Linked DNA regions of Homo sapiens: regions 1 and 3 are each linked to region 2. A link is an interaction called in ENCODE POLR2A ChIA-PET data of the cell type or tissue named here. Cell type or tissue: GM12878. All regions are shown on one strand. Region 1 holds the start of LOC124902226 (a long non-coding RNA gene). Region 2 overlaps PTCSC2 (papillary thyroid carcinoma susceptibility candidate 2). Region 3 overlaps GABBR2 (gamma-aminobutyric acid type B receptor subunit 2).

Region 1 (8,000 bases), 290 kb after region 2:
CACCATGGAAATTGGAGGTCTTGTCAGTAAAATGAGAAGACACTGACATGCAGTAGCTAGATATAAACCACATTTAGTTGTATTCTAAAATTGGAAAAGAATACCTGTTCTTTATGTGAGATTCTTATCCTTCCAGTAAACTGAACATGTCGCTCTGTTAGAAGCACCTCATTAACCACGCATCTGGGGACAGTCAGCCTTCCTATCAGCTCTGAGTTTTTCATTCAAAGTTAGAAAGCCAAGCAGTTCCTTACTGTGGCTTGCAGTCTATGCACCTGCGAAATGCTGGTGTGCTATATGCTGGACTGTGACATTTCATATACCAAAATAAAAGTCTTTACGTAGTCCCAATTTACTGAGAAAAAATGTAGATTGTCTTTAACTTCCATCTTTTTTTGATCCGCACCCCCTCCCCAGCTTTTGACCTCTTTTGTTGTGTCTACTGTGATGTAATTTTGAGCTCAATTGGATATTCTAGTTGGTTGCATAGCAACTAATTGGGGTTTTTTTCCTTGTATAAGTAATACATCTTCGTTTAAGAAAAATTAGATATAGATAGGCCAAAAAATTGTAGGTATAGACAAGCAAAAAGAAGATAGACATCATACATGCCTAACGTACCATCTAGACACTTTAGTGTATTATAGTCTACCAGAATGTTTAAATTTTTTCTAAACTTGGTTCATGCAAATAATCCAAATGCTAGCTAGCTTGTTGCTTTTTTTTTTAGAAAAAAAATACAGTCAACATCTTTGTGTGTGTCCTTATTTTATAGACTCATTATTAATGTCTGCATAGATCATAATTTAAACATCCCTCTCAGGTTGTTCACAGGGATTTTGGCTGTTTTAAATACTGCTGAAATGAGCATCTTATAATGTGATTTTTTTTTCCATCTGCCAGATTGCTTTTCAGAATGGTTCCCGTCTTTAAATACCCACCAGTAGAATATTGGTGTTTCCTTCCTTAATGCCAGCAGTCGTGCTACCTAAACACATTGGAGAACCACTAATAGAGATCCGTTCCAGGCTGGGCACAGTGGCTCGTGCCTATAATCCTAGCACTTTGGGTGGCAGAGGAGGGTGGGTCACCTGAGGTCAGGGATTCAAGACCAGACCGGGCAACATGGCGAAACCCCGTCTCTACTAAAAATACAAAAATTAGCCAGGTGTGGTGGCAGGCACCTGTCATCCCAGTTATTCTGGAGGCTGAGGCAGGAGAATTGCTTGAACCCCGGGGACAGAGTTTGCAGTGAGCCAAGATAACACCACTTCACTCCAGCATAGGCAAAAGAGCGAGACTCCATCTCAAAAATAAAAATAAAATAATAAAAAGTTCTATTAATTTAGAAACATTATTTTAAAATAATGGGTAGAAGATTTGAATACTGGTTAACTCAGAAGAATGGAAATTGCAAGGATGGCAGGAATTACTTTCTATATTTTGGGATTATTTCACTTACCATAATAACCAGTATTGTTCTAATTAAAAGAATTGACAACTCAGAAAGATCTTTAATTCCTCCATACCCTTTCCTCCTTTTATGGCAGAGACAGCTGGTATAATTGGAGAGCATCGCCCCACCAGTTAGGTAAAGTTGATCTTTTTTCATAATAGCTAGGGGAGTGGCAAATGAGCAAATTGAAGAGAATGAAAGGAAAAAAAATGTTTCCATCTCCTGTGGCCCCCAGCTCCAATCCCCAGGGATATTCCCATGACCTAGACTCATCATAACTTAAAGAAGGACCTCATAGGCATTTTGCCATTTAGAACTTAAAATGTGTTTTGTTTTTCATAGAGGTAGTGTTATAAATCATTGTTATATCCTCCAGTCAGATCTGAAAAGGTATTTGGCTGCAATATAGTTCAAATTTTTCAATGAAAAAGTAGTAGGAAACTACTGTTTGCTGGTAACTGTAGAAAACAAATATGAGTTAAGTAGGAGGTAGTATGGATTTTTCATTTTTAAGTGTTTACCTTAAATTTGTGTTTGAGAAAAGGCAAGTTTAATTGGAGCATGAGGGAAGAAGAGGAGTGAATTTGGCCCCAAAAGTTAAACTGTCCATCTTCAAGCAGAAGGCCAGTTAACTCTTGGATCAAATAGATCCCTCAGATTTAAGCACAAATGAACAAGTGCCTGCCTAACTTTCTTCATTAGATAGCAGCTCTGGGAGGATTTGAGATATAAGAAGAAACTAGGGCCTTTTCTCCTTTGATTAGGACCTCTGGTTTATTCTGAATCTAGATTGGGAAGCTGTGGGATCATCTTGACCCCAGCTCCACTCACTGTCTCAACTACACTCTTCCAAAGCTGTTATCTCCTTTGCAAGGCAGTCTAGATCTCTATACCCAGGAAGGAATGAAAAGAGATGAGGCTTAGTTACCTCTGTGGAGATCCACTGAGAACCCCAGAGTTGATATAAAGATTGTTTTAAACTGAAGAGATTTGAGATTCAACAGATGCAGAGAGAAGCCTACTTGGAGTTTATCTGGCTAAAAGCAAATACATGTCACAAACGAGGGCTGACATAAATTCTCCCTTTGGAGTGAGTCTGTTCCCAGGAGAGAGGCCAAGAGTAAACCTCTGGTAGGGGTTGGAGGGGTAGTCTTTTGGCCCTAAGAAAAGAAAGACCACTCATACCTATGTAGACAGACATTGTAAACTTGATCTCTCATTTGTTCTGAAAATACCATTTGTGTTCCCTAAAGAAATCTGTTCTTCCCAAAAGGTTTTTCTCCTGCTGTCCTTTCCTCTTCTAAGTTAGGTATATAAGCCCTAAATTCTAACTACTCAGTTATCACTGAGTGTGAGTGCACCTGTGTATGTGTGTTGCACATGTAAATACACTTTTTCTGCACCTCAAATGCCACTTTTCTGCCATTGAAACAATATCCGAGCTCAGAATACCTTTCATCAAGGTCCTGTTAAGAACTTTCAACAACCTTGAAGTTGGCTGATGGAACATTTAGACCTGCTATCCTTGGGTACAGCCCTAAGTGGGGCCCTCCAGTGGTCTCTGCTTTATGCAGTAATTCCCATTCTCCTCTGTGCTTATTCCCCAGTGACTCATCTTCTCAGTATGCTTCTGGCGTTCTGTTCTTGGGGTGGCATGTTTCTTTACATTCTCAGCCTTTCTGGAAAAGTCAAGGGACTTGCCTTTTCTGCCTAGCCCAACAACTCTCTGCCCTATTTATCCCAGTATATCTTATTGCCTCTTACTGGTAGAGGCAATTAAAGGTCTCAGGTATTCATTTCCTGAACTTCTCATTCTCACTTAACAAACTCACCTACATCTGTGTCCATCCTAGCCATCTCTCTTGAAGGAGCTGTCCCTCCTCCAACAAGAGTAGAATGATACCTCATTTTTAATATGCACTTTTACTGCTTACAGTTGAACCTTTTTTTTTTTTTTTTTTTTTTTGAGACATAATCTTGCTCTGGTGCCCAGGCTGGAGTGCGGTGGCGCAATCTTGGCTCACTGCAACCCTCCGCCTCGCGGGTTCAAGCATTCTCCTGCCTCATCCTCCCGAGTAGCTGGGACTACAGGTGCACACCACCATGCCCGGCACATTTTTTTGTATTTTTAGTAGAGATGGGGTTTCGCCAGGTTGGCCAGGCTGGTCTCAAACTCCTGACCTCAGGTGATCTGCCCGCCTCAGCCTCCCAAAGTGGTTGGGATTATAGACGTGAGCCACCGTGCCCAGCCAAACTTTTTTTTTTTTTAACTGGGTCTCTGTGGCCCAAGCTGGAGCATAGTGGCATGATAATGGCTCACTGCAACCTGGACCTCCTGGGCTCAAGTGATCCTCCTGCATCAGCCTCTCAAGTAGCTCGGACCACAGGCATGCACCACCATGCCCAGATAATTATTTATTTTTTGTAGAGACAGGGTCTCCCTATGTTGCCCAGGTGACTCTTGGACTCCTGGGCTCAGGTGGTCCTCCCACTTCTGCCTCCCAAAATACTGGGATTGTAGGCACTAGCCACTGCACCTGGCCTTGAACAGTTTTTTTTAGTGTTGGCTATTTGTGTCTTTTAGAGCTTGTCTGTCCTTCGTTAGTGTTTCTGCTGGGGTATTTATTTTTTCCTCACTTAGGGTAAAAAAAATAGAAGATATCCTCAAGAACAAGATAAATGCAAATAGCCAGAATTTCCGTAATCGAGAGGTTACAAAAAGTAACAGTCAAATAAATCAGAAAATAATTTTGTGGCAGTTAAAATGAACTACTCATTTAAAAGAGAAGTTGACATTTTAAATAAAGAACTCTTAACTAATAACACACTCAGATGTTTGTATTCTTTCACTTAGCAATGGATTCTGAAAACACAGTCCTAAATACAGAAGACATTTTAAGTAAAGATATGGCATTATTTATAGTAGGGAAAATTGAGCACAAATGTTCAACACGAAGGATTGTAAAGTGATTTATAATATATCCACACACTGTGCTTTCTTAAAAAATACTCTGTGATCAGAAAGTTGGTCCCTTTTATGTCCAGGTTTTCATCTTAGTCCCCCACAATTGTGACACAAACCTCTGTACAATATTGCTGACAAACCTGTGACCGTTTTTTTCCTCATTCCGCAGTTATGTAGGCTCTTACACAGTGATATAGTGGTAACCAGAATATACATGATCCTGTCATCATGAAGCTTAGTCTAGCGGTGACTTTTTTTTTCTTTTTCTTTTTGAGATGGAGTCTCCTTTTTCACCGAGGCTGGGGTGCAGTGGCACATTCTCAGCTCACTGCAACTTCTGCCTCCCAGGTTCAAGCAATTCTCCTGCCTCAGCCTCCCAAGTTGCTGGGATTACAGGCACACGCCACCATGCCTGGCTTATTTTTGTATTTTTAGTAGAGATGGGGTTTCACTGTGTTGGCCAGGCTGTCTTGAACTCCTGACCTTAGATGATCCGCCCGCCTTGACCTCCCAGGAGTGTTGGGATTACAGGCATGAGCCACCACGCCCAGCCAGCAAAAACATTTTTTAACCTGCATTTGAGTCCTGTGATACTTTCTGATGACGCCTTGCAGTGGTTCAAGTGGAATTTTGCAAGTTGAAAGAAATGTCTTTAAGAGGTGATTTCACTCTGTGAGCTGAGAGGCAGTGTGGCTAACTCTTAATTCTTCTTCACTTCACTTTTGGCATATTGGTGTATTTTGTATAACGTTTTTGGATTATTTTGGATAAAATTATAGAAACTCTCCCAAGCTAAATGGGAACATTTTAATTGTATTGCAGTATACTGTTTACATTGGTGGGTGATGACAGTCGACCTTTTTAAAATTTTAATGGTTCGTTGGTTTTATGTTTAGTTGCTTTTTAATACAGAATAAATACATGGTTGTAAAAAACTTAGTACAGATATAAGTAAAGTAAACAGCAAAGGTCACTGACATTTCCCATTCCCTTTACCCAGAGGTTACTTTCTGGGCATTTATAATGTTCCAAGCCCTAGTCTCTACAACTTCATGAGGTAGGTACTATTATCTCCACTTTATGGGAAACTGAGGCACAGAGAAGTTAAGTGACTCGCACAAGGTCGCACAAGTTCTGAGTGGCAGAGGTGAACCAGGATTCAACCCCCGGCATATGTCTCCAGAGCCCAGCTTTTGTCAGAGTTGACCTATTAAGTTTTCAGATGTGCCCATTTCTTATCAGAAAAGGGAAGAATGGCAGAGATACCTAAAGAAAAGTGGAAGGAAGGAAGAAGTAAGTGGATGTAAAGAGTAAAAAGGATGCCTGGCTTCTGAAGAGGAAGTAGACAGGGTAGTGAGAAGCGGTTAGGCACTTACTATGTTGTGGGCATTGCTGACTTGAAATCTGTTTCCTTCTCTGTAAATGGGGGAAGGAGAGTGGTGGTAAAAAGAATAAATGATTAAGTACTCTATAATTGATAGCAATTACTAGAGTAGCATCATTGGATTTTGTATGAGAGGATGAGGACACTGTTAATAGCTCCTCTTCTCTTTTCAGACTGTCAGCATCTCCCTACTGTATACATGCTTGATTAATGCTATTAAATATGGTAGGTTCACTAAAAGAATGCCTTTGTTGGTGCAGTTAAAATGGTAATTTGCATCACTGTGAGTAGATCAAAGTGAGCTAAAAAGTTGCAAGTTTCAGGATGATCATAGAGCAAGAATGGCAATATGGATTATTGTGGTGGATCTGCATGTAGACTATTAAATAATCAATATTCAAAAGTTCAAATCATCAGATGTGATACTGTTTTTGAGATGGAGTCTCACTCTGTTGCCCAGGCTGGAGTGCAATGGCGAAATCTCGGCTAACTGCCACCTCCACCTCCCAGGTTCAAGCGACTCTCCAGCCTTAGCCTCCCAAGTAGCTGGGATTACAGGCACTCGCCATCTTGCCTGGCTAATTTTTGTATTTTTGTAGAGGGGGTTTCACCTTGTTGGCCAGACTGGTCTTGAACCCCAGACCTCAGGTGATCTGCCCACTTCAGCCTCCCAAAGTGCTGGGATTACAGGCGTCAGCCACTGCGCCCGGCCAGATGTGATACTCTTGGATGGACTTAAATTCTGAAAAAGAGACTGTGTAGCCTGAAAATGCAATTTAATTTATTATGTAGCAGTTCTCTGCTAGAAACATCTTTCTCAAGTGCAATCCAGATTGATCTTTGTTTTGAATTAAGGACTCTTGCATCCTGATTTTTTTTCCCAGTGTCAAGATAATCTTGGCAAAGATTACTAAAACCAGAGTTGGAAAGTGCGTTGGTGCAGAAACCTCTAGCCAGAATCTCTTAGTGGTCTTGATAGGAAACATAAAGCTTTCCTCTTTTCCAGGGGTCATCTTCTGGGCCTTAAGGTAGACCCAGCCTAAAGAGTGTCTTCATTCTGCATTTGCATTTAGATAAAAGCTGCCCTTTGGGGAACAGGCTGGAGAAAAGAAATAAGGGGAATACGCTTACTTCACTTATATCTTAAAAAGTATAGTTTCTGTTTCTGGAAAAACAAAGAGCGTAAGTGTTTATACCCATGGAATAATATTCCATCTTTGAACCTGTCAGTATATTGTTACTGAAGGCTTAATCAGTTTTTATCTTTTTATAACTATGATCTAGGTCTAAGTAAGAGGCTGCCTGTATATATGGGTGTTTTTGCAGGATATTTATGGTAGAAGTTTCTGCATTGTTGTTTGTTTTCAATGTGTTTTTGAGAGCTTATCCTTTTTTCTTTGTCATCCACAGGTTCGAGAACTTGTCTTGGACAATTGCAAATCAAATGATGGAAAAATTGAGGGCTTAACAGCTGAATTTGTGAACTTAGAGTTCCTCAGTTTAATAAATGTAGGCTTGATCTCAGTTTCAAATCTCCCCAAGCTGCCTAAATTGAAAAAGGTAAGTGCTTTTTCTTTAACAGTAAAAGAGAACGATCCTGGGAAGGGAAAATGTATGATTTTACCTGTAAGGAAGCACTTAGTGTAGCAGAAAGCACATGGCCTTTGGAACTGGGCAGATATGGGATTGAATTCTAGCCCTAGCATTTCCTTGATGGGCAAACTTCTGCAGGTTACTTAATCTCTCTAAGGCCCAATTTCCTCACCTGTAAACTGGTGGTATTACTTGACCTTGCAGAATTGCTGTGAAGTTTGGAAATAATGCATGTTGGGTGCTCAATAAGTAGTAGTTAGGAAGAATAATTACTGTGTTGAGTAATTTATTTGTTAATTGTTATAAAAACAATTCTCTATCCTTTCGGAAAAAGGGACCAAATGCAACATAAAAATGTTTTCTCTTGTCACTGCACATTTAACTGTCACAGAGTCCCAGAATGTCAGAACTGGAAGAAACTTTGCTCCTCTAACCCAACCCCTTATTTTATAGGCACAGCAATAGTCCCAGGAAAGTGTAGTAATTTGCCTAAAGCCACCCACAGAAGTGGTTAGTACTAGAGCCAAAACTAGAACCCGTATCTCCTAACCCCATACCCTTCCCATTATATAGGAAAAGATATGTGGTTATATAAGTCTTGC
Region 2 (8,000 bases):
ATGGAGGTAGATGCCCCCAGTCTCGGGACCTTGCCAAGATCATGGCAGACATCCGGCCCCAATATGATGAGCTGGCTCGGAAGAACTGAGAGGAGCTGGACAAATACTGGTCTCAGCAGATTGAGGAGAGCACCTCAGTGGTCACCACGCAGTCCACCGAGGTTGGAGCTGCTGGGATGATGCTCACGGAGCTGAGATGTATAGTCCAGTCCTTGAAGATCAACCTGGACTCCATGAGAAATCTGAAGGCCAGCTTGGAGAACAGCCTGAGGGAGGTCGAGGCCCGCTATGCCTTGCAGAGGGAGCAGCTCAACGGGATCCTGCTGCACCTGGAGTCAGAGCTGGCACAGACCCGGGCAGAGGGACAGTGCCAGGCTCAAGAGTACAAGGCCCTGCTGAACATCAAGGTCAAGCTGGAGGCTGAGAGCACTGCCTACTGCTGCCTGCTGGAGGATGGCAAGGACTTCAATCTTGGTGATGCCCTGGACAGCAGCAACTCCATGCAAACCATCCAAAAGACCACCACCCGCCGGATAGTGGATGGCAAAGTGGTGTCTGACCAACGACACCAAAGTTCTGAGACATTAAGCCAGCAGAAGCAGGGTACACTTTGGGGAGCAGGAGGCCAATAAAAAGTTCAGAGGTCAAAAAAAAATTGAAAACTTTTCTACGTCAAAGAACACTATGAAGAAAATTGGGGTAAAAACCCCACAGAATGGGAGAAAATATTTGCAAATCAGATATCCAATAAGGGTCTAGTATCCAGAATTTATAACAAACACTTTCAGCTCAACAACAGAAAGACAACCCAATTTAAAAATGAGCAAGGGACTTAAATTGACATTTTTCCGAAGAGGATGTACTGATGGCCAACAAACACATGAAAATATATTCATCATTAGTCATTAGGGAAATGCAAATTAAGGCACAGTGAGATACCACTTCACACCTCCAGGCAAGCCTTCCTCCTGTAATTTCAACCCTGCCAACAAACCCCCTCTCTCAGTCCCCCTCCCACCACCATCCCCTCCTCCTTCTCCTTCGGCTCCGCTCCCCCACCCCCTTATCCTGGTCCTCCATCCCAACCTTCCTTCTCCACTGCACACCCGGTCTTGCACCCAACCCCCTTCTGCCAAAGGTCACTCCCACTACCAAAGGTCTTACAAAGTCCTTCCCTTGAGAAAGGTGTTAGGGCCGAAGGCATAGTCCAAGTTCATGTTCCCTTCTCCCTAGCCAACCTCTCCCAGCTTAAAAAGAGACTTAGCTCCTTTTCCACCGACCCCAGCTCCTCCCACAAGGAATTTCTGTATGTCACTGAATCTTATGACCTTACCTGGCATGACGTTTATGTCATCCTCTACTCCTCCCTCATCCCGGATGACAGGGAATGTATCCAGACAACCACCCAGGCCCATGCAGACACCCTCCACCAACAAGATGCTGCCCATAACCTTATAGGGACCCTAGCTGTCCCCAGAACTGACCCCAATTGGGATTATGAAGCAGTTTCCTCAGACAGACAGAAACGAAGCTATATGATATCATGCCTCCTAGCTGGCATGGATAAAGCTGCCCTTAAGGCTGTAAACTCTGAAAAGATAAAAGAAATCACTCAAGGCCCCAATGAAAACCCTGCTCTTTTCTTCTCCCGCATTTCAGAGGCCATAACTAATTATACCACCTTAAGCCCTGATACCAATGGGGGCAGAATCTACCTACCCATTTACACTTCATTTCCCAGTCAGCCCCCAACGTCTGAAAGAAACTTAAAAAACTAGAAGATGGCCCTCAAACCTCCCAAAGAGACTTAATCAAAGTGGCCTTTATGGTCTTTAATGATGATGGCTAGAATTTAAAAAAAGAACAAAAGAAAGAAAAGAAAAGAAGTATTGGCAAAGATGTAAAAAAAATTGGAACCCTCATACATTATTGGTGGGAATGTAAACTAGTGCAGCTGCCACGAAAAACAGTTTGTCCCTCAAAACACGAAACATAGGATTACCATATGAGTCAGTAATTCCACTCATGAGTATGTTCCCACAAGACTAAAAACAGGTGTGTGAAGAAAAACTTGCACACAAACGTTCACGTAGCACTATTCACAATAACCAAAAGCTGGAAACTACCCAACTGCCCATCAACTGATGAATGGATAAACAAAATATAGTATATCCATACAAAGAAATATTATTCAGCCATAAAAAAGAATGAAGTACTGACACATGCCACAACATGGATAAACCTCGAAAATACGATGCTAAGTGAAAGAAGCCAGACATGAAATGCCACAGAGTGTATGATTCCATTTACATGAAACATTCAGAATAAGCAAACCTACAGTGACAGAAAGCAGATTAGTAGTTGTCATGGGCTGAAAGGAAGAGGAACCGGGGAATGAGTGCTTAATAGATAAGGGGTTTCCTTCTGAGACAATAAAAATGTTATGGAACTAGATGGTGGTGATGGTTGCACGACATTGTGAATGTACCACATGTCACTAATGGTCCATTTTATTTTATATATATTGTACCACAATTTAAAAAAAACTCAGTATCTCTCTGGGCTCAGGTAGGTAATAGAAGTTAATGAACCTAGCCCGTTGTGAAACTGAGGCGAACTGGAGTGTGGAGATCTCCCTTAAAGAGGACACCTACTATACAACTCCAGCTGATAGTTTTAAAGAAAGAATTTGGGACCCTTGTTGCCAGATTTTTCAATCTTTCAAGAAAAGCAAAAATCAAATTTGAATGCATGTAGAGGTCTCTTGGTAACTTGTTAAAATGCATATTTTAACTCAGTAGGTCTATGGTAGGACCCAAGAATATGCATTTCTTTTTTTTTTTAGACTTTATCTTTGGAGTAATATTAAGTTCACAGTAAAACTGAGAGTAAGGTACAAAGATTTTCCACATACTCCCTGCTCCCACACATACATATCTTCCCCCATTATTAACGTCCTCAACCAGGGCGGTGCATCTGTTACAACTGATGAAGCTACATTGACACATCATCATCACCCAAAGTCCATAGTTTACATTAGGGCTGTTCTTGGAGTTGTACATTCTGAGTTTGAACAAATGTATAATGGCATGTGTCTACCATTACAGTAAAGAATGTGAGTGTCTAATAAGAAATGCCATTATCTCTGGTGGTGCTACGGCACCACAGATCACACTTGGAATGGTAAGGGTCTAGATTACAGGTTCCCAAACTTGGCTGTACCGGGAAGCACCCAGAGTGTTTAATAAATACCAATGCTTAGGCCCCACCCCCAGGGATTCTGATGTCATGGGGTCAGAGTGAGATCTGAGCATCAGGATTTTGTAAAGCCCCACACCCCCCCCCCACATCATTCTAATGGGCAGCCAAATTTGAGAGCCCGCATACTAGATGGCCCTTATGGACTCCATAGCCCTAATGATCTCTCATGTGGTGAAATATTTCTAGAGGACAAGGTCACAGTTTTCCCCCAAGGTAACCTTTTGAAAATAATTAATCCGGAGAACCTCCTCCCCAACAAAGCATTCCAAGCCTCAATGCTGGAGAATGTGACCTACAGCTCGGATGTTGTATAGGCTCTAGATTCTGTAACTCTTGGCAGCTTTTGTAACTGTGTTCTTCTTTGGCCGGTAACTCCTTCTTTGGTGTACTGACTTTCGTTAGCAAGTTTCGTATAGTTGGGTAAAAATGACTCCTTTGGAGAAAAGAAGAATGCATATAGCCCACAGGGTGACAGAGGCTTGAGGGCTTGCCCAGAGCAAAGCAGCATGAGTCATTTTGGTCAGGGCACAAAAGGGAAACAGGCAAGGAAAATAGAGCAGTAGATGTGTTCTTGAGTCTCCTGATTCAGTCTCGGGGAAACCTGTGACTGCATTTATCTCCCTGCTTTCTACCTCCCTCACCTCCCAAACCAGCTGTGGTCCTGGCTCAAAGAGGAATACTTAACAAAACATAGAAAGAATTGAAAGCCGTCACCGAAGCCTCAAAAAGAGCAGGAAGGTAAGAATGGAGGCCAGAAAGGAGAGTGAGAAACTTGGCAGTGTTTCCTGACAGGGCCTGCTCTCTAAGTGCGTTACCGGGGTGACTCATGCCTGAGATGACAGGGTATGAACACATTTGTCTTTATTATCTAGTAAATAGTACCTGTGTGTGGCTTTCTTTTTTGTTTTTATTTCTCCCCTGGTTCCCTGGGGCTTTACTTCTTAATGTGGTCACTTTGAACATCATTGGCATCAATTCACAACAGGGAAACATCTGTGAGAAGAAACACACCAAGCGGGGAATCTTTCTGGAACAAGGATGCAGCAACACAGAAATTAGCCTGATCCTGTTGCCTTAAGCTGCATTCATGTAGTAATCCAGGAAATGCAGTCTCTTTTTTCTGTGATTGGCCAGACAAATCCTCCTTCTGAAGAAACTTAGATTTCAGCCTCCCCGAACCAAAAGAAAAAAAAGAATTGGGCAAAAACATCATAGTGGAGCATCTATCAACAAAATATGTGCACGGAGAGGTTTCAAAATCATCTTGAAGACTCACAAGAATTGTCTTTCCAAAAGCAGTAAGGAGTAGAAGTGTACAACTGATTCAACTAAGGACAGGGCCATCAGCTCTGGATGCCAAAATCTTCACCACTCACAGACCAGCAAGGGCAGGTCTTCCCACTCGGCATCCCTAGATCCTGAATATGGCCCAGAGGTCTTTAGCTTCCCGTTGCAGCTTTTTGGAAGCCGGACTCTCTCCTCTGGCTGTCCCTGATCCTCCTCTGTGCTGGTGCTGTGGCACTTAGCCCACCAGAAGTGATACCCACCTGCCGTCCTCACTAGCTTTTCAGGTCCTTAAGAGCTAAGGCTGTCTGATTCATCCCAGTATCTCCAGGGCTTAGCATGGTATCCAGCACAGAGTAGCTGCTCAGCAAATGCTTGTGGAGTTAAATAAATTGAATGAATAATACTGAGTAAGACTACTTGCATATCTCTTTAGCACTGACAACTCATAGTCCAAAGCTGCACCCTACAACCGCCTTGTCTCTGCTTGTGTGACTTTGGTGATGGGGAACACTCCACTTGAGAACAAACAACCCATTCTATTGTTGTCTAGCATTGGCCATTATTTATTGTAATAATAACAATAACAATAGCAAACACTTATATGGTACTTACTATAATACTAGGCAGTTTTTAAGCATATTCACCAGTCTCAGTTTAGAGATGAGACGACTAAAGCACAGAGATGCTAAGCAACTTGTTCAAGATCATACAGCTAATAAGTGACAGAGCTGGGTTCAGGCAGGCACAGCCCAGCCCCAGCATTAATAGTCTCAACCACCAAATTATAAGTCTCTAAACTGGAACAAGTCTCCCTCTTACCCTCTTACTTCCTCCACCAGAGATTGTCCTGCATGGGTTAGCACAGAGCTGGAATCAGACCAGGTTCTTGCCAGTACCCTACGTGGCTAACCAGGTGGCTTGAAACAGAGAGGGCATCTCTGCCTCAAGCTTAGTCTTGGAGTTATTGTTGCCCATCATGGGTAGAGCCAAGGGAGGATGAATATGGTCCAGGGTTCACCCATTATGTAGATGAACTCTGGTCATAATGGGGTTATGGTCTTGTGGTTTCCTCCTCTCTTACCCCAAATGGGAGTTTTCCTTTCAATTATCTTTATAACAAGTGTGGTTGCAGCTTCAAACCACAAACCACTAATATTTTTATTGGCAAGTGCATCCTCTAATACGTATAGTTCTGTTGAATGGGTGAAATATTTATCACCAGATGCATTTGTTTTTGTAGTGTTTATAATGCTTGGAAAGGGGCTGAGTGTCTCTGGCCTTAATCCCTTCTTTGGCTCTACTGCCACTGTCCTGGTTTAGCTCCCCCCAAATTTTACCTGTATAGCCTCTGAACTGGTCTCCCAGACTCCAGGCTGACCCCTCTAATCCATCTTCCACATTGGCTTACAGCTCCATCTTTCTAAAGTACAGCTTTTGCCATGCCATTCCTTTGCTCAAAAATCATTTATTGACTCCCAGTTGCAGCTAATTGTAAGTTCCCATCACCTGGTTCCTGTAGCCCTTCAGGAACTTTCCTTCCATAAACCTTTATCATGAACCTTATACATTAGCCACACTGGACAAGTTTGCATTTTCTAGGCCTGTCCTGTGCCCTTCTGTTTCCATGCTTTGCTCATGCTGTTTTCTTTCCCTGTAAATCTTTTGTTTATACATTCACTCATTCTTTCATTCGTATATTCATGCATTCCACAAAGTTTACTATGCACCTTCTTCAAGCCAGGTCCTATGCTGGGAACCAGTAATGAATTAGTCATGGTCCTCCTCTCAAGGAGCTTAAAGTCTAATCTAGACTCCTTCTGGTCATGTCCATGACCACCTGTCACAATCTTATCGGAAAGGATACAATTTCCCTCTCCTCAAAGCCTTTTTCCAATGTTTCAGCTGGAAGTAATCTTTTCCCCCCTCTGAGGCTTATCCCTGGCCCCTCATCCCCATCTTCTAAGGACCCCCATTTTCCAACCTTGCATCTTGTATTATAATGATGCTGATGCTTATTTCCCCTGGATGATACAAGATGTGCCTGGCTTCTTGAGGCAGAATTCCTTTGCATCCAGGGACCAGCAGAGGAGCTGGCCCACAGTGGACTCATATCCAGCCAATGCTGCTGATTGACACTTCATCCACCACTGGTGAGAACACAATTAGAGAGATTACACAGAGCACTCATAAAAGGTAGTGTCTCCCAGCTTTGTTGAGATATAATTCACATACCATACAAATTACCCATTTAAAGTGTACAATTCAATTATTTTCAGTATATTCACAGAGTTGTGCAACCATCGCCTCAATCAATTTTAGAACATGTTCATCACCCCAGAAACAAACCTCATACCCATTAGCAGTCAAACCCCCATTTCCCCTCAAGCCTCCTCAGCCCTGGGCAACCATTAATCTGTTTTCTTTCTCTATAGACAGAAATTGGACTATTCTGGACTTTTCACATAAATAGAATCATGCAATACATGGCCTTTTGTGTCTGGCTTCTTTCACTTAGCGTAATGTTTTCAGGGTTCTTATGTATTGCATGATATTTTGGTTTTTTATTGACAAGCCACATTCCATTATATGGATGTACCATATTTTATTTATCCATTCCTCCACTGATGGACACTGGGTTGTTTTTACTTTTTGGTTATTATGAGTAATGCTGCTGTGAACATCCGTGTAAAAGTTTTTATGTGGATGCATATGATCATTTTAATCAGATATAGAATTTGGAGTGGAATTGCTGGGGAATATTTAACTCCATAACATTCTGAGGAACTGCCAGACTGTTTTCTAAAGTATCTGCACTATTTTACATTCCCACCAGCAGTATATGAGGGTTCCAATTTCTCCAGATTTTTGCCAACACCTATCTTTTTGTTTATAGCCATTCTGTTGGGTGAGAAGTGGTATCTCATGGTGGTTTCAATTTGCATTTCCCTAATGATGAATGATGTTGAGCATCTTTTGAGGTGTATATTGACCATCGGTATATCTTATTTAGAGAATTATGTGTTCAAATCCTTTGTCCATTTTAAAATTGATTCATTTGCCTTTTATTATTGAATTGTAAGTGTTCTTTATATATTCTATATATCACAGGCTTTTTAATTTTTTTCTTTATGCTTTCTCTATTTTCTAAATTTTCTACAATGACTATGAGGTACCTTGATGAGCAGAATGCATAACCAGTATGTACCAACATATATAAAAATGTAGAAACTGTCCTCATCAAATTTATGAATGACATAGAACTGGAAAAGATGACTAATGTGTCTTTTGACAAAATCAAGATCCATTCTTGGAGGAATGGAGCAATGAGTGAAATATAAATTCCTCACTTCAGTTAAAAAATTCTGTAAGGGTGTGATATGGTTTGGCTGTGTCCCCATCCAAATCTCATCTTGAACTGTAGTTCCCATAATCCCCAGGCATCATGGGAGGAA
Region 3 (8,000 bases), 680 kb after region 2:
GAATGCAGGCTGTTGTTGGAAGATCCGTGATCACTACACCATAGGGGCCTGCTTCTCCTTGCAGCTCCCCACTCGGTGGGAGTTTGCTGGGAGCAGCCTTCTAGGTCCGAAGGACAGAATCCATGGCACCAAGTGAAATTAAGGAGCTGCCCACCCTGGAATAGCAGGTGGAATACAACCCAAATTGTACCCATCAGGCACTGGTACTTAGGCCCTAAATTCAAGAGCTTTCACTTCCTCTTCCTGGGCAATATTGAGAATTAGTAAATAAATGGCCCCAGCCCTAACCCATGTACACCTCTGTGCTGACCCGATTCAGTCCGGGGTAGATAATCTATGCCTTTTCCCCACAGTCATGCATGTGGACTCCCCTTTGTAGAGCTTCTAAAACAGCCTTGACTGCAAATAAATTAATTCTCAGGGGCAGCAAGAACTGGGCCCTAATATCTTTTCGGGCCCTCATTTTCAGAGCCGATGCTGATTTGTAAAGCGCTTTATGATTTATTCATATCAGCCTTCCCCGGCTTCCCAGGACAACCTTCCCCTCACACAAATGAGCGTGACTCCCAGAATAGAACATCAGGCTTCATTAAAAAGAAAAGCCCTGGGTGTGGGGGATGTCCCTGTTTTTGCTCCCTAGCCTGCGTCACCCTGTGGTTGTTGAATTCAGGTCAAACTTGAGAAAGCACCTGTGCTTTCATAGCCTTTGGCTTGTGAACAAGGCGAGATGTCAGGAACTTCTTTCTGGGAAGGAGAGAGTTTCTAAAGGCTGGGCAGCCCTTCATGTCTGCTGCAGGAATCTCTGCAGTGAAGATTGAATGCCTCAGGACACCTGAGGCATTCCCAGGTGTCCAACAGCAAGTGATGAGGAGATGGGCAGAGTGGCCCCCGGGAAGGACTGGGGCCATGGCAGAATGAGGGTAGGGTTTTGCTCCACCGGTTCTCAACCTGGGGAACAAGGCAAGCCCCTTGCCTCTCAGGGATGCCACTGAGAAACTGGAGTTGCCAAACTTGCCCCCAGTATCTTTTTTTTTGAGACCGAGTCTCGCTCTGTCGCCCAGGCAGGAGTGCAGTGGCACGATCTCGGCTCACTGCAAGCTCCGCCTCCCAGGTTCACGCCATTCTCCTGCCTCAGCCTCCTGAGTAGCTGGGACTACAGGCGCCCGCCACCTCGCCCAGCTAATTTTTTGTATTTTTAAGTAGAGATGGGGTTTGCCATGTTGGCCAGGTTGGTCTTGAACTCCTGGCTCCAGGTGATCTACCCGCCTCGGCCTCCCAAAGTGCTGGGATTATAAGCATGAGCCACTGCACCCGGCCCCAGTACCATTTCCATTACTGTAATCATCACTGTGTCCTAAAACTTGGGGAGGAAGCCTAAGCACAGATGGAAGAGAGAAATCCTCACTTTCCTCGTTTAACTTCATCAGGGTCCCTCAGGAGCAACCTTTTATTCAGGCCTCACCACTGCCCAGGAAAGCTGACCATAAATAAATTGTATGCCCATGAAATTGTTAGGCATCTCAGGGCACAAAAGTCATGCTGATGTAGGAATATCAGAGACTCAGTGGCCTTCACACTTCCACTAAAACTAGCGAGACTTCCATGCGCTTTGGTTATCATTCTCATGCCAGAAGGCCACCCTTGTTTTTTTCTTTTTTTTGAGATGGAGTTTCACTCCTGTGGCCCAGGCTGGGGTGCCATGGCGTGATCTCGGCTCACTGTAACCCCTGCCTCCCAGGTTCAAGCGATTCTCCTGCCCTCAGCCTCCTGAGTAGCTGGGATTACAGGCATGCGCCTCCATGCCCGGCTAATTTTGTATTTTTAGTAGAGATGGGGTTTCTCCATGTTGGTCAGGCTGGTCTTGAACTCCTGACCTCGGGTGATCTGCCTGCCTCAGCCTCTCAAAGTGCTGGGATTATAGGTGTGAGCCACTGCACCTTGCCCCAGGAGGCCATACTCTTTAGAGAACAACCCCACTGAACCACACCCACAAGGACTTTTGAGAAGCTCAGCTTCTTTGGAAGCTGACTGCAGGCACAGTGAAGCCAGGGACTTGCATCTTTTGTATTCACCTTCTTCACTCCCAGACGGGCAGAATAATGGGAATTAGTCTCATGCCAGAAGGCCATACTCTTTTGATCTTTTGGTGGGAATGAGCCAGTGCCAGGCTTGGAGTGAAAAACTCTTGAGTGGGAAGAGTGAACCAAGTGACCCTGGAGCACTGGGGTTTGACAGTCATGCAGGTCCCTCCAGGAGAGGAGAGGGGCCTGAACACACCAGTGACCTCACTACCCCCTCAGTTACTGGGGACTCGACCACACACTTCTCAAGGCACTGCCCAATTGAGGATAAAGTAAATGTATCTGTAGACCTCTCTCTGGCTAGACAGCTCACAGTGAAGTTACTGGTAACAGGAACAATTTCTCGATGATGTGTAACAGTCAGTCCAGTTTAATCATTCGCAGAAATCCTGGGAGCAAAATCCCCTAGACTGTAAGATCTTGGGGGGCTTCCCTTCTTTCCATGTGCTGTCCCAGAGCAGAGGGACTGGCCTGGACTCAGTCCTCAAAATCTGGGGTGTGAGTGGGGACTTGCAGCACATTTAAAGGGTGCTTCGTTTAAGCATCCCTCACTGCTAGCCTTCAGCCCTCATCATCCAGCAGTGGGCAACACTGAGGCTTGTGAGCAACAAATGCAGTCTAAAAAAGGCTGCTTTGCAAAAAAGGGCCCACAGTGCTCTCAACGTCTTGAAAGAAAACAGCACCAACAAAGGAGTGGCTTTTGGATGAATCCACTCAGCACCGATCTTTTGACCATCCCCTCTAGCTCTGGTCTTCCAGGCAGGGGACTGGATGAATTACTGCATGTGGGACTCTAAAGAGACCCAGCTGGCTAACCCCATTTGGACAGATCATAGTCAATGTCCAGAAATACATCCCAACTGATTACTTTATTCTTAAAAAGTAAGTTCATGATATTTTCAACTGAGAGTTAGTTCCATAAAACTATTAAGTGATTGCTAATACATAACCCCCTTTAAAAAAATAACTAGGGAGGCCGAGGCAGGCAGATCACCTGAGGTCGGGAGTTCGAGACCATCCTGACCAACATGGAGAAACCCCGTCTCTACTAAAAATATAAAATTAGCTGGGCATGGTGGTGCATGCCTGTAGTCCCAGCTACTCAGGAGGCTGAGGCAGGAGAATCACTTGAACCCAGGAGGCGGAGGTTGCAGTGAGCTGAGATCATACCATTGCACTCCAGCCTGGGCAACAAGAGTGAAACTCTGTCTCCAAAAAAACCCAAAAAACAAAAAAAAATAAAAGGCATTTCTTTAGGCATTAAACTTTTTAACATGTTAATTAACTTTAAAAATAATCTTTCTAATGTATAGTAAATTAGTTACACTGCTTTGGACTTCATTAAATATATATATATCTCAATAGGGATGATACAGCCCCCTTGGGGGCAACTGTTGGTTCTTGAATGTGAAGAAACATTACTCTTTTTTACGTATAAACCATAGATATATATATAAAGTACACAAACAGATATACATTACATTTCTGGTATTAAACTTTCATAAGAGGAATCATTAGGAAAAAATGTCTAAAAATGCTCCTTAGGGGAACAATAAGGAAAAAACCGTTGAAGAAAACACCACTTAAATAGAAAATAACAATTATAGCTTTTACCATATAACTCAGTCAGACATACAAAGATCTATCGTCATATTCTTTGATGGTTTTTGAGGTAGATGGGAGGATCTGTTCCTTCTTAAACGATCCTGACCCTGACTCTGACCCTTGGCGCTGATGCTTTTCTGGAAGATAATATTTTTCCCCTCCTTTTCTATGTTACTCTGTCAATTCTCAGTGGGCTCTCTTCTAACAGTGGCCTGGTAAGTCCAGTATCTTTATTTCCGAGACAGGGTCTTTCTCTGTTTCCCAGGCTGGGGCACAGTGACGCGATCACAACTCACTGCAACCTTGATCTTTGGGCTCAAGCAATCCTCCCTCCTCAGCCTCCTGAGAAGATGGGACTACAGGTGTACACCAGCATGCCTGGCTAATTTTTTTTTGTATTTTTTGTAGAGACAGGGTTTCACCATGTTGCCCGGGCTGGAAGTCCATTATCTTAACTTTGTAGGTGGTATTTATACCCAGTGATGGCCTGACAGTAACACCGTTCTTCCCTGTTGAGTTGAAAACTACTAAATGGGTTGTTCCCTGCCTGTTCATGTATTTTCATGTATTTCTGGGTTTGCATCTGTGTTTTCGATGACTGAGGTCACCAAGGAAACTTTCTATCATATACCACTGGCTTATGCAGAATGACTTACGGTGCAAAGTGTTTCAAAGGTCTTTTCAGAGACAAAGGATCCATCAAGGCCAAAGAGAAATATGGAAGCATAGGAGAGCATCCCTCCAAGGATGATAAGGTTGTTCATGTATGGACTCGACATCTTTATGAGCCTGACAAGAGAAAGAGACAATAGATTTAACAGAATGGTTAATTTAGTTATTCCTTCAACAGGTATTTTCTAAACGCCTGCTAGATATATATTGTTGCTCAGGCTAGAGGGGAGAGAGAGAAACAGAAATACGCCATGGGGCCTCAGGGGACACATCAGCAGGAAGTCCCACATTTCTAGTCAGATTTTCCCCAACACCCAGGTGCTCACTCTGGAACCTTCCCCTTACAGAGAAATAATGAAAAGCTCTGGTTTCCTCTACCCTCCTCCCCACCTACTGTTTGTCCTTCACTAAAAGACCTCAGACAACTATATATTTCTAATTGTTGATTTCCCTGCCTCCTTTGTCAAGTTCACCTATTACTTCCCAAGGGACAGCTTGTCACATCAGCTTCTTCATCCATTAATTTTCAGTTTAAACAAAAGCATTAAGTCAACAGGTTTTTTTTTTTTTTTTTGGCTGGAACTAAGAACTCATGTCAAATCTAGAGAATGTGACATGTAACTTCAGCCACGTTCCCCACAGTGAGGAGAAAGTCCCATACCACACTCCCCAGCCTTGAGTAGACCATGTCAAGGAGGCCTAACTGTGAGTCTCAGGGTTGCTTAGGAAAGCTCACACTGTTCCGTGCACAAAGACAGCCACACATGTGGGCAGGAATACCTCTCCCAGTCACCGGGTGACAGAGGGAGACACCAGAGTCCGCAACCCACCCACTACCCCTGTCTTCACTAGGCTGCAGTGGGGAGCAGGGAGCATTCTTTATACTTCCAGACGCTGCATCCTTCTCTGTCATTTCCTCCCGGAACCCTGTGGTGGCCTCCAGCTGCCCAGCAAGCCAGGGTCATCAGTGGGCTTGTAGGTGCCTGGCCCCCCCAGCACAATCAGCTCAGAAGGGCTTCAGGTTTTAGGCGCCCTGTGGTTGAGGGGCTCTTTTGCAGACTGTAATTACAGCCAATTGTTCCCCAACATTTTCCTTTGCATTCTCCAGTTCTGTTAACCCTTCACATTTTAAACATGCAATACGTCAAAGGGAGAGGGAAATAAGAAGCCTGCTGCTCTTCCTCTGTGAACTGCACCCCGGCTTTCAAGTTGGGAGCAGGGGGTCCAGGGCTTAGACTCGGCCACTCCATAAAAGTGACACCTTGACAAATCACTTAGCCTGGCTGAATTTCCTCACCTGTATAACTGATCCTGTTGCCTTGGACACACATGAAGCTGAGATGACGCTGGGTCCTTGGAGGTCCTTTTGTAAACCGTGAACTACTTAGGTGCCTCAATTCTTATTACTACAGCAGTCAGGGGAGGGGAGAGCCTGGGGGTTGGGGCAGGCTTCCCAGAGGAGGTGGGCCTTATAGGATGGATTTAGGAAGACAGAAGTAGGGGGAGGGATTGGGAACCATAGCAATATTTTTTTTCTATCTTTCTGCAGATTTTTAAATAGCCAAGCCAGTTAAAAAACAAGACAAAACAAAACAAAAAACTTCACCTGGATGCCAGCCTCTTGAAAAGAGTAATGGTAACTTTCCCCCAGGAGGCCAAGAGGGGGTAGTTAAGGAATTCAATGAGTTTAGTCTTATGATGGGGCAACTTGCTGTCCTGATGGGACTTCTCGAGGCATCTGGGCTGTCAATCTAACTTTGAGAGCTGATTATGTGCCCAGGCCTGTGCCAAGTGCTAAGAGGTATGTTGAGCATTTAAGGTTTGTATGGAGTGGACAAAAGTTGCCTCACTTTTTTTTGTGGCAGTATATGTGCTATTTGTTGTAAGTAAAATAAAATAACAGGAGAAGAAAACTCTTTTCTGTTTTTCAGGAAATAGGTTTGACCTAAGCAACTGCTATCAAAAAAAGCCAAACAAACAACAAAATAACCCCGGACACAGTGGCTCATGCCTCTAATTCCAGCAACTTGGGAGGCTGAGGCAGGAGGATCGCTTGAGTCCAGGAGTTTGAGAAAAGCCTAGGCAGCATAGTGAGACTGTCTCTTAAAAAAGTAAAATAAAATAAAATAAATTAATTAAAATAATTAATTAATTAATTAAAAAACCAAGCACACACACAAAAGTCTAGAGCCTCCAAATTCCTTCTTTGCAAGCAGGGAGAAATTTAAAAATCTCAAAAACCAAAAAAACTGTTTTCTTCAGAATCAGACTTGTTCCCGACAGCCCACGAGTTCATGCAATGTGGCTTCTGGGCACCATGGCAGAGCCATGGCACCATGTAGGTGGTCACTGTGGCTGTCCCCATGACGGCCCATGCTCTGCACCCCTGCTTATTCCACAAAAAGGCTTGGGGCTGGGTTCAGGGATTTGCTATGGACACCAAAGAAGCAAAATGCACTTGGTAAAAACCACCGCCTGGAGTGGCGGCCTGTTCTACCCATGACTGACCAGAATAACTCAGTCAGCCTCTCTCCTCTGGAGAATTAAGGGCACGTGGTGGGGAAAAGAAATTAAGACAAGAAACCAAGAAGACAGTCTGCCACGAGTGGACAGCAGCACTCTGTCGCTGAACTTCAGGGCTTTTCTCTGTGAAATGAGGAGTTATCCGGAGGGTCATACGGGATGATGGAAGGGAGGGCTTCCTGGCCGTAATGAACTGTACCAATGGGAGTCCATTTCACTGGACTTTGTGACCCCCTTCAGTGGTGATTCCCAGCGATGCTAGGGGATAGGGGCAAAGAAGTTTGGGGTATTCTGTCTTCTATATCTCTCCTCCTGGACCTCCACAAAGTACAGGAGTATATCCAAAGCTCTGAGAAGGCCCGTGGACTTGGACTCTTCGATTTTATTTAACTTCCTCAAACTTATTTGACTAAACTCCTGTGCAACCAGCAGCCTGGCCTCTGTGTGTGTGTGTGTGTGTGTGTGTGTGTGTGTGTGTGTGTGCGTGCACGCACACACACGTACTCACATGCATGTAACACCTACAACATCCTAGCAACGGAGGAACACTTTGGGAAACTCTGCCCTGCAGACTTCTGTGTCCCTGGGGAATCTGTCATGTGGCACTCCTATACTGTGTCCATAGGCTTGTCAATTTAGAAAGTGATATCACAGAGGAGGACCAGGGTGGCTTACTTCTGATTCCGGTTCTTGATGTTGAAGAAGAGAAAAGCACTGGCCATGATCATCCCGAGGATGGTGAGGGCAGAGAGGATGCTGTAGAGAGGTAGGGAGATCTTCCGCAGCTGCTCCAGGATGATGGTCTTGTCTTTTGGTGGTTCGGATCCTAGAGGATCAAGAGAAGACATCAGTGGGACCCAATGCAAGTCATTCCCCGAGAACACCTTTGCCTTAGTGTCCCTGACATCCAGCCAGGCCCTGCGCACAAACTCTACACAAGGCACATCTATCTACCGGGTGAGCCAGATCCGGTGGTTGGCCAGTCTGCTCAACAGGGAGCCTGAGCTAGGACTGTATTTCTTTCTCTAAATAGAATCAATAAAGGATTTGTGATGCATTTAATAGCCATTAGAAGACTAGAATTTGATTTGGTCTAATTACACTATTGAAAAACCATCA

The links. Peaks named below come from ENCODE experiments on the same cell type or tissue, not always from the same donor. Only the 100,000 strongest peaks of a DNase experiment are listed, where the experiment ranks them.
Region 1: POLR2A ChIA-PET joins it to region 2 with 5 read pairs; 10 of 35 experiments call an interaction of 5 or more read pairs at or near these places.
Region 3: POLR2A ChIA-PET joins it to region 2 with 5 read pairs; 2 of 35 experiments call an interaction of 5 or more read pairs at or near these places.

The regions. Positions count from the first base shown.
Region 1 is chr9:97,987,416-97,995,415 of GRCh38, forward strand. ANP32B (acidic nuclear phosphoprotein 32 family member B) reads left to right here. Exons shown (of 7, transcript NM_006401.3): 2 at 7,216-7,365. LOC124902226 (a long non-coding RNA gene) reads right to left here and starts at 388. Exons shown (of 3, transcript XR_007061686.1): 1 at 105-388. LOC124902225 (a long non-coding RNA gene) reads left to right here. Exons shown (of 2, transcript XR_007061685.1): 2 at 1,551-4,279. In GM12878, no CTCF peak of the experiment used is centred here; a DNase peak (open chromatin) is centred at 263; H3K4me3 peaks cover 2,223 bases; H3K27ac peaks cover 542 bases.
Region 2 is chr9:97,700,147-97,708,146 of GRCh38, forward strand. The region is part of intron 10 of PTCSC2 (papillary thyroid carcinoma susceptibility candidate 2); the gene reads right to left. It also overlaps the pseudogene KRT18P13. Among named protein-coding and RNA genes, the nearest start is that of XPA, 6.8 kb to the left of the region's middle. RefSeq lists enhancers at 3,558-4,757, 3,742-3,861. In GM12878, no CTCF peak of the experiment used is centred here; DNase peaks (open chromatin) are centred at 3,755 and 4,075; H3K27ac peaks cover 339 bases.
Region 3 is chr9:98,381,298-98,389,297 of GRCh38, forward strand. GABBR2 (gamma-aminobutyric acid type B receptor subunit 2) reads right to left here. Exons shown (of 19, transcript NM_005458.8): 10 at 7,557-7,707; 11 at 4,343-4,475. Among named protein-coding and RNA genes, the nearest start is that of TBC1D2, 130 kb to the left of the region's middle. RefSeq lists a silencer at 7,511-7,689. In GM12878, no CTCF peak of the experiment used is centred here; no DNase peak of the experiment used is centred here.